2 separate regions of the Homo sapiens genome follow, and region 1 is linked to region 2. A link is an interaction called in ENCODE POLR2A ChIA-PET data of the cell type or tissue named here. Cell type or tissue: PC-3. All regions are shown on one strand. Each heading gives the region's core, and the rest is flanking DNA. Links, peaks and the distances in the headings are about the cores only.

Region 1 (5,394 bases), core at 250-5,249, 430 kb before region 2:
AGAACTAGTGAAATAAGAGGCGTTTTAAAAGGAATCGACTCATGTTGTTGTTGGGGTGGCAAGTCTGAAATTTGTGGGGCAGGTTGACAGGCTGGAAATCAGGCAGGACTTGATGCAGAATTCCTTGATTCAGAAGTCTTGAGGCAGAATTTCTTATCCTTCCAGAAATCTGTTTTGCTATTCAAGCCTTCAACTGATTGGATAAGGCCAGCCCTAATTATCAGGGTAATTAACTGATTGTAGAAGTAAACCATGTCTATAAAATACCTTCAGTGCAACACCTAGATTAGAGTTTGATTAAATAAGTGGATACTACAGCCTGGCCACATTGACTTGTAAATCTGTAATCATCACACATGCTCTATTACATAGCCAGGTTGCACTCAATTGAAGAGCTAATTAGTGAATTTAAAGTAAATGGCTGAAAATTTTACAGCACTGTCACATATATAATTTTTTGTCAAATTGAATATATTCACTTGGTGCCACAGGCTAAAGAGTAAGCAAATGATCAATGACTAGAACACAACAGTAACAATAAGAACAAATGCAGGAATCTATCTATGAAAGCAATGAAGAGCCATTGCTGTTCTGAGAAGTGAAGTCACAAATCTCCCTCACAGGACCACTGTGTTTTGAGTCACCTGTTCACGAGCACTGAACTGCTCAGAGGTAGGCGGAGTAGCAGTGGGGCAAGAGAGATGTGGGTAGTTCCTGGGTATAATTTGAAGGTAACATGATTTCCCTAGGCACTTTTTGTAGTTTGTGAAGGGAAGGGAGTCAAGAATAAATCCAAGTGTATTGACTGCAGCCCAGGGCGAATGGAGGGAGCATGAAGCCCATCAGTGGAGGATGTTTTAATGCCATGACCAGGATTTCTATTTTGACTATATTAAGCTTGAACATATTCTGTCACCCCAGAACTACCCCTGCTTCACTGGATCTGCCCTGCTTTCTTTTCTAGAATCTCTAGGTCTGCAGAGGGTCTTTGCATCTGCTGGAAAACTTTCTTCACATACCTGCTGCCTCTGTGTTAGGCTTTTACCAAGCATCACTTGCACCACACCATGAGACCTTGCCTGGCTTCATGGCTTATAATTAAACACAATCCTCAGCAACTAAATTTATCATCTCCATTTCATATTTATTATTTTATCCTCTAGCATTTATCTCTGACAAAACATAGTTTTTTTTTTTAATTGTTCATGTTTTTGTAGGATTGTAGAGCATGTCAATTAAAATTACCTGGGGTTGAATCCAACCTCCACTACTTACTCTTGGACAAATTACTAAACCTCTCTACTTCAGATTTCACACCTGTAAAATCAGGTTGGTAATACCTAATAGTGATGGGGTTATTAGACTTACTCGAATGTTGATTTATGCCAAACTTAACTAGCAATGATGGCATATAAAGAACATAAAATAAAATGTTAAAATTCAAAGAAAAAAACTAGTTCCAATATTTAGAAAAAAACTAACTCTAATTATATATTCACAAGAAGGAGAGAGAAGTGAAAAGTGCAGACTAAATGTTTCGGTCAAACATTAGGATTGAAGTGAGAATTAGAACATGAATTCCTTTCTACAGTTCATACTCAACAGCTCATCAATAGGGAAAAGCCAACCTACAAAACAGCCAATGTCAAACGAATTCCTTTTAACACCTACCATATGCCAGACATAGACTTAGATTCATTTAAAAAGAGGTAGCTTTTTCTAGTCTTTTAATAACAAGAAGGTAAGCAACACAATCATTACTATGTAGATAATGAGCTAGTGTATTAGAGAAGGGAAATGATAGTCACATGAATCCACATTTCTTAGACGTAAAACCCTTGTTTGCCTTCTCTAATGCAGAAGAGTTTCACTTTATTTCAAATAACGCTTCATCAAATGAAACTGACTTAACATACAGAGCAGTTTTCCAACCTACACTTTGTTGATGTTGAAATAATGTGGATCATAAATAAGTTCTTTGGTTGGTGTTCAGACATAGAGGGTACAGAAGTAAGGAGATATGAAACCAAATGTATTGAAGATACTTAAATACTCCTCCCTTTATTTTAGCTATCATGAAAGCAAATTGTTAAACATAATTTTATAGTTTTGTCAAGTCCAGGAAAAATTCTAATTAAAATAATGGTACCAAACTATAAAATTATTAAATCATAACTTGTCTGATATTTGGAGATTTTGTTTTGTTTTTTCTGAATAAGAGACTCACAGAAAAGCCCTATTGGGGCCATAACTTAATGTAAATTATTAATTGTGTTCTAAATATTCTTGGCATTAAATATATTAAGGATTTAATATCAAAATTGAATGCAATTGGAAATTATGCTGACAGACAATTGAACTTAGGCTTTAATCAATTTGGCCATTATCAAATATCTTATAAATTTTTGGCTAATGACAAAATAACACAAACACACACATACTCACACACACAGACAAGCAAACCATTATGCAATAGTCATAGACTGAGATTAGCATTTCTCTAACTTCAGTTTAAAAGAATTTTTTACTTTCTACCAGCAAATAATATAAGGTGAGTGTTATATGTGTATACATGAATGCCTGTGTGTGTGTGTGTGTGTCTGTGTCTGTGTGTGTGTGTGTGTGTGTGCGTGTTGTTGGCAAAGAAGGTATATTATAGAATATTTTTATCAGGCGAGAGCAAGTACTCGGCCTAATATACTAACAAATAATGAAGCTTTCACAGCATGAATTTATTTATTTTTATTTTTTCTATTACTATATAATTCAAATGAGAGTGAATTGTCATTCTTTTTGCTTACTAAATTAGATTTTTCTCTCTGTTTTCCTTTTTAAAATTTAAATTTGATTTGCTATACTTGCTTTAATATTTTGGAGGAAACTTAATTTATATTCTCTTTGCTAAATGCTTTGCATTTTAGACCATAAATTTTCTCTAAGAGCTATTTCTAAAATACACTCTAAAAATGGGAATAGGAGAGTATCTCTGAAAATCTTCCCTCTGTAAAACGAAATTTAAAAGTCCTCAAAATAGCTGGGCATGGTGGCACACGCCTATAATCCCAGCTACTCTGGCAGCTGAGGCACAAGAATTGTTTGAACCCAGGAGGCGTAGGTTGCAGTGAGCCGGTATCAACGCCACTACACTCCAGCTTGGGCGACAAGGCAAGACTCTGTCTCAAAAAAATAAATAAATAAATAAATAAATCCTCAAAACGGTTTATCTAACTTACATTGAACTGTGGGAATTAACGAAAGGCTTGCAACAATTCAAGTAATGTTTATTCTAGAAAAATGGAACCTCGGATAGAAACAGTGAGCCTTGTTTTTTAACATGCCTTATTTGCATCTTCTCCCCTCAGCTCTATGCTGAAAACCAAAAGCACAATAATTACAGTGACAGGAGAGATTCCAAATTCCCTTTCTGAAATAGTTGGCATAATTTGACCTGTCGAAAACCTCTTTGGTGCCAGGCATGGTGGCTCACGCTTGTAATCCCAGGACTTTGGGGGGCGGGCAGATCACTTGAGATCAGGAGTTCAAGACCAGCCTGGCCAACGTGTTGAAATACCATCTCTACTAAAAATACAAAATTAGATGGGTGTGGAGGCATGTGCCTGTAATCCCAGTTACTTGGGAGGCTGAGGCAGGAGAATTGCTTGAACCTGGAAGGTGGAGGTGGCAGCAAGCTAAGAACCCCCACTGCCCTCCAGCCTGGGTGACAGACCAAGACTCCGTCTCAAAAAATATATATAGAAAATAAAACTTCTTTGGAAAATGAAATTTGCACGGCTGCTCTTCACTTGAACTGAGTCAGAGCTTGCGCAATCTAAATATCTTTTCCCTGGGGGTATTTATCAAAAACAGTCGACAGCAATTGTTGAACATCACAGCTACTGAGGCGGCAGTAACAGTTGTCTGAAACAACAAGCTTATCGAAAAGTTTAAATGAAAGTCTTAAAGAAAATATGCATCTGACAAAGGTCTAATATCCAGAATCTTTAAGGAACTTAAGTTAACAAGCAAAAACCAAACAACCCCATTAAAAAAGGGGACAAAGGAGATGAACAGACACGTTTCTAAAGAGTACATACAAGCATTGAACAAGCATATGAAAAAATCCTCAACATCAGTAATCATTATAGAAATGCAAATAAAAACCACAGTGAGATACCATTCACACTAGTCAGAATGGCTATTATTAAAAAAGAAAAAAAAATAACAGATGCTAGCTAGGTTGCAGAGAAAATGGAACACTTATATACTGGGAAGGAATGTAAATTAGTTCAGCCACTGTGGAAAGCAGTTTGGTGATTTCTCAACAAACTTAAAACAGAACTACCATTTGAAACAGCAACCCCATTGTTAGGTATACACCCCGAAGAATTTAAATTATCCCACCATAAAGACACATGCATGTGTATGTTTATGGCAGTACTATTCACAATAGCAAAGACATGAAATCAACCTAAATGCCCATTAATGGGAAAATGTGGGACTTACATACTGTGGAATATTATACAGCCTTAAAAAAGAAAGAAATTATGTCCTTTGCAGAAACATGGATGCAGCTAGAGGTCATTATACTAAGTGAACTAACACAGGAATAGAAAACCAGATACCACATGTTCTCACTTATTAGTGGGAGCTAAACACTGAATACAAATAGATACAAAGAAGGAAACAATAGATACTGGGGCCTACTTTAGGGTGAAGGGTGGGAAGAGGAAGAGGATAGAAAAATAGCCTGTTGGGTACAGTGTTTATCATCTGGGTGATGAAATAATCTGTACACCAAACCCCTGTGACACACCATTTACCTATATAACAAACCTGCACATATACCCCTGATTTTTTTTTTTTTTTTTTTTTTTGAGACTGAGTCTCGCTCTGTGGCCCAGGCTGGAGTGCAGTGGCTCGATATCGGCTCACTGCAAGCTCCGCCTCCCGGGTTCACGCCATTCTCCTGCCTCAACCTCCCAAGTAGCTGGGGCTACAGGTGCCCGCCACCACGCCCGGCTAATTTTTTGTATTTTTAGTAGAGACGGGGTTTCACCGTGTTAGCCAGGATGGTCTCGATCTCCTGACCTCGTGATCCACCCACCTCAGCCTCCCAAACTGCTGGAATTACAGGCATGAGTCACTGCCCCCGGCTGTATCCCCGATTTTAAAATACAAGTTAAAGAAAAATCTTGGGAATGTTCTGTTCATAAGGACTCTGAAAATATCTCATATATTATTTGAATTTGCGAAGCTTTGATAAATTCTTGAGCAGCACACATAAGCATAAGGCTGTGTGTGTGCCCAAGACTGTATGCGTGTCCGGGAGAGACCTAAAAGTACCCTAAGATCTCAATTCTAGAAGACCTCGAGGCTCTGCATAACCAGGAAGTG
Region 2 (5,394 bases), core at 166-5,165:
CTCTTGAGGAGACATTTTGTCCCTTGGCAGAGCTGGTGCACTGTGCTGGGAGCATCTCCCTTGTCTACATCAGCCACTCTCTTCAGAGCTGGTAGGCAGGAAAGATTAAGTCAGCTGAAGCTGCAACTGCAGCTGTCCTTCCCCCGAGGTGCTCTGTCCCAGGGAGATGAGAGTTTCTGTAAGCCCCTGATTGGGCTTAGGAAATACAGTGTATTTCCTGCAGAGATGCCCTGTTCAGTGAGGAGGAATCTAGAGAAGCAGTCTGGCCACAGTTGCTTTGCCACACTGTGGTGAATTCCGCCCAATCCAAACCTCCCAATCTCCTTAGCACTGTCAGGGGAAAACCACCTACTAAAGCCTCAGTAATGGTGCATGCCTCTTCCCACACCAAGCTCCATCATCTCAGGTTGACTCCAGACTGCTTCTGACAGTGAGAATTTCAAGCCAGTGTTTCTCAGCTTGCTGGGCTTCATGGGAATGGGACCTACTGAGTAACACCGCTTGGCTCCCTGGCTTCAGCCCCCTTTCTAGGGCAATGGATGATTCCCCTGTATTGCTGAAGCTCCAGGCACTGCTGGAGTATGAAAAAACTCCTGCAGCTAGCTCAGTGCCTGCCAAAACAGTCACTCAGTTTTGTGCTTGAAACCCAGGGCCCTGGTGGTGTAGGCTCATGATGAAATCTCCTGATCCACAATTGCAAAAATCCTTGGGAAAAGCATAGTACCCAGAGTGGACAGCACGGTCCCTCAATGCTTCCCATGCCTGGGAGAGGGAGATCCCCCAGCTCTTTGTGCTTCCTGGGTGTAGTGATGCCTCACCCTGCTTCTGCTTGCTCTCCGTGGGTTGCACCTGCTACCTAACCAGTCCCAATGCGATGAACTGGGTACTGCAGTTGGAAATGAAGAAATTACCCACCTTCTGCATTGGTCTTGCTGGGAGCTGCAGACAGGAGCTATTTCTATTCAGCCTTCTTGGCCCCTCTTCCTAAATTCATATACTCTTTTTAAAAACTGGTTTTCTTAGATTAATATTTTCTGTTATATTTTCTACAGTAGTCTATGAGTTCTAAGTATTTTGTTCAGTTTTCTCATAGGTAAAAATGTAAAAATAACATGTCTGTCTGTACTGTTGTGAGAACAACCTGGTGGATAAACACTGTAAGTACTTGGTATTGTTATCTATGACACAGAGATGGTGAGAAAAAAAAAGTTCGGTGTTAATAAAGTAGCATTTTTAAAATTAAAGATAGAGATTAACAGAAGAAAAATATATGTATAATCAAATAATACAGACTATATGCTTTCCCAATCCTCAGGGAAACTAGAATACATTTTAAAAAAAGAAGTCATTTTCATTTAAAAATTAAAATGAGAAAAGTGGATGATAAAGCAAGGCAAAAAGGGTCATTCTTTATTTGTGACTGTTGATTATAAAAATAACCAAGAATCTGAAAAATAAAACTGTAGTTACTTCTTGTCTATGGAAGGGAATATAATGCTAATATAATAAGGAATTTTAAGCAGTTGCTTTCTCTAATCAAATCCAAGATCCCCATAATCATGTCCTTTGCTGTTATAAGTCTCCTAATTTTTTAGTCATCAAGAAGGGCCTGAAGATTACCTAATTTGTTGTGGAAACTCACTTAAAGATAATGGCAAGCTGTTGGTTTAATTAAAACATTTTTTCAGAAAATCTTTTGAACCTAGAGGAAGAATTACTACATAACTTTAACTCTGAAAATAACATTTTAACAAGGCAACTTAAATGCCTGATCTGAGATACACTTATTTTAATTATTAATTTCTATCTTTTCATTGCTGTGTAATGAAATAGATTTTTTTAGTATATTTGTATGAATTTTAACACATGTATAGATTCATGCACCCACCATAGTTAGGCTATGAAACAGGACCATCACCTCGAAAAACAAACTTTGCCATATCTTTATATTCATACCCTTCACTCACCCATAACCCCTGATGACCACTGACCTAGTCTCAATTCCTATAGCTCTAAAATTTTATTTTGTTTTCAAAGATAATATAAATGGAATCATACAGATAGAACCTTCTGAGATCAGCTTCTTTCACTCAGCATAACCCATTTGAGATTCATTCAAATTGTTGTATCTATCAAAAGTCTATCTATTTATTTTTTTTGAGACGGAGTCTCGCTCTGTCGCCCAGGCTGGAGTGCGGTGGCACTATCTCGGCTCACTGCAAGCTCCGCCTCCCGGGTTCACGCCATTCTCCTGCCTCAGCCTCCCGAGTAGCTGGGACTACAGGCGCCCGCCACCGCGCCCGGCTAATTTTTTTGTATTTTCAGTAGAGACGGGGTTTCACCGCGTTAGCCAGGATGGTCTCGATCTCCTGACCTCGTGATCCACCCGCCCCGGCCTCCCAAAGTGCTGGGATTACAGGCGTGAGCCACCGCGCCCAGCCAAAAGTCTATTTATTTTTATTGCTAAATAGTATTTCATTCCAAACCATTGTCTTTAGTATTCTATTTGCTTACTCATTATCCTCTCTGGGGATATTTGGGTTGTGATTCATTTTGGCAGCATGAATATGCTTCAGAATGTCATGTGGTTTTCCTGTGGGCATAAACTTACTTTTGGGCAAATACTGAAGAGTAGCATTTCTTGGTCATATTTAACATATGTAACTGTTTAACTTTATAAAAACTGCCAAAGTGTTTTTCAGGATGTGGAATTTTATATCCCAACCAGCAATGTCTGAGAATGTGAGCTGTTTTACACCCTCCTCAGTGCTTAGAATTGTCAGCATTATTTTTATCCATCCATGTAATTAAGCATGTAATAATATCTCATTAGGGCTTTTTTGCATGTAATAATATCTCATTAGGGTTGTTTCATTTGTTTCTTGTGTTTAATGTTTTATCTTTATAATGACTAATGATGTTGAACGCCTTTTCATGTGCTTATGTACCATACTTATATCCTCTGGTGAAACATTTGTCCATTTGTTTTGCTTATTTTTTAATCGAGTGGTTTGTTTTCTTATTGTTGAGTTGTGAGGGTCTGTTATCTATTCTTGATACATAACACTGTGGGACATGTTATTTGCAAATATTTTCTCCCATCTGCACCTTGCTTTTTTATTTACTCAATATCATCTTTCACAGAAGAAATATTTTCAGTTTATCAATCTCTAAGCCTGATGTACCAGTCTCTAAGAAATAAATCATACTTATGTTGGTATCTTAAGGACTAGTTACTTGAAACCATATCAGGGAACATCAACATACTATAAAACTGGGCCAAAGAGATTCAAGAGCCAGCTCCAGTGTCTGGTCTAAAGTAGGAGTCCCCAACCCCCAGGCCACAGGAACCAGGTGGCACAGCAGAAGGCTGAGTGACAGGCAAGTGAGCAAAACCTCATCTGTATTTACAGCTGCTCCTCATCCCTGGCATTACCAACTGAGCTTCACCTCCTGTCAGATCAGAGGCTGCATTAGATTCTCAGAGGAGCATGAAGCCTATCGTGAACTGTGCATGTGCAGGATCTAGGGTGTGTTTTCCTTATGAGAATCTAATCCCTGATGATCTGTCACTGACTCCTATTACCTCTGTCTAGATGGGACCGTCTAGTTGTAAAAACACAAGGTCAGGGCTCCCACTGATTCTACATTATTATGAGTTGTATAATTATTTGATTACATATTATAATGTAATAATAATAGAAATAAAATGCACAATCAATGTAATACACTTGAATCATCCCAAAACCATCCTCTCCCCACACCTTGGTCCATGGAAAAATATTCTTCCACAAAACGGGTCTCTGGTAACAAAAACAGTGGGAGACCTTTGGCGAAAAGGGTTAATGTTTCCTTTTAGAAATCACAGAGCTACTCTAGATATTTTCCACCCATAGGTAGCAGCCTAAGGGAAGTATGTCTGAGCAGTACAGCCACTCTACAGCTTTTTTTCCTACCCAAAGTGAGGTCAGAAGACCTAACAAAAACCATCCACATGAATCGTTAGTATATCTTTCCAGAAGTAGCTTCCTACATTCTATTTCATTTCTATTTGTTCTATCTCATTGCTTGATTTTTTTTTTTACTGGTTTGTTTGCTTGCTATTTTACAATTTGACCCTGCCTACTATCTCTTAGCTGATTCCTACCCAACTCCAGAATCTGCAGCCAACAGAAGATTTATCACTGAGACCAACCCAACCTAACTCAGAAAATGACCCCCAGACTTTAAACAGTTCCAGAAATATTGAATGGCACTTGGTTGGACTTAATGCTTCTAACTTTTAGCTCTTTCTGTTTTTTAAAATAACATTTTAATTTACATCTGAACGTAGAGATTCTCCATAACCTATATATCTATTGTTTCCTTTGGCTTGTTTTTTTTTGTTGTTGTTGTTATTTGTTTTCTTAACAAAAACATCTTAGAACTCTCATAGGAATTCTTTGGAATAAAGGTGAGTGCAAAATAATGTAGGCATAACGAAATAAATAAATGGTATGAAGTGGTATTTTCATATTATTTATCAATTTAAAACTGCCTTTACACGTGATATTTATTTTAAATATCTTACATAGTTTAAAATACAAATCTGTATTATACTGAAATCTGAACTACACAGATTTTAGTTGAAGCATATGAGTTTTCACTGATAAATTCAGAGATTTAATATTTAGCTCATATTTTGAATATATCTGCAGAAAATAAACTAAACTTAAAAATACCTTTCCTCACTAAAGGGAAGTAATTACATTTAAAGCTTTTTGAAAGCCATATTTATTTTCAGAAATGATTTTAAATATCTTAAGAAAAATGAAGGATTCTACGTGTAAGATTGAAATGTTTCATACTAACAAAGAATCTGTGTTTTAAAAATAAAAATAAAACAAAAAGTTCATATATATTTCTGTTAGACCATGGCTTCATATTAGTTAATGTGGATGAGAAAATTATCATATTGAAAATCTTATGAATACCCATTAATAAGTATCACCTTTTTCTATTCCAGATTTAGTGTATAATTCTTAAAACCCTGAAATGTTACAGATTTAATTTGACCGACAGAAGCAAAAGTAAGTGTGACACTTTCCAGCAAGGGTACGTCCATATTCGAAGAACAAAAGACATGGCTCTAAAAATATACAGTTCCAAGTGTTTTTAGCGACTTCCAATATTATAAATTAGTTTTTTAAAGTTAGAATATTTCGTTACATTTAACTGTTGCAATTATTATTATTAATTTCAAACAAACAACTTCTAATTTTAAACTCATAATTTTAGCAAATATTCTTAAATTATCATCTTTAGAACAGGGCAGCCCTATTTCCCAATGTGATAATACTTAACCTGTGAAACAAGAACCACCTGAATAGAAGAACTTATATTTCAGTCAGGTAT

What was found. ChIA-PET counts read pairs that join two places held together with the same protein. Peaks named below come from ENCODE experiments on the same cell type or tissue, not always from the same donor. Only the 100,000 strongest peaks of a DNase experiment are listed, where the experiment ranks them.
Region 1: POLR2A ChIA-PET joins it to region 2 with 5 read pairs; 2 of 35 experiments call an interaction of 5 or more read pairs at or near these places.

The regions. Positions count from the first base shown.
Region 1 is chr5:27,188,142-27,193,535 of GRCh38, forward strand. No RefSeq gene overlaps it. Among named protein-coding and RNA genes, the nearest start is that of CDH9, 150 kb to the left of the region's middle. In PC-3, for the core only: no CTCF peak of the experiment used is centred there; no DNase peak of the experiment used is centred there.
Region 2 is chr5:27,616,777-27,622,170 of GRCh38, forward strand. LOC124901177 (a long non-coding RNA gene) reads left to right here and starts at 5,006. Exons shown (of 2, transcript XR_007059128.1): 1 at 5,006-5,069. In PC-3, for the core only: no CTCF peak of the experiment used is centred there; a DNase peak (open chromatin) is centred at 2,545; H3K27ac peaks cover 910 bases.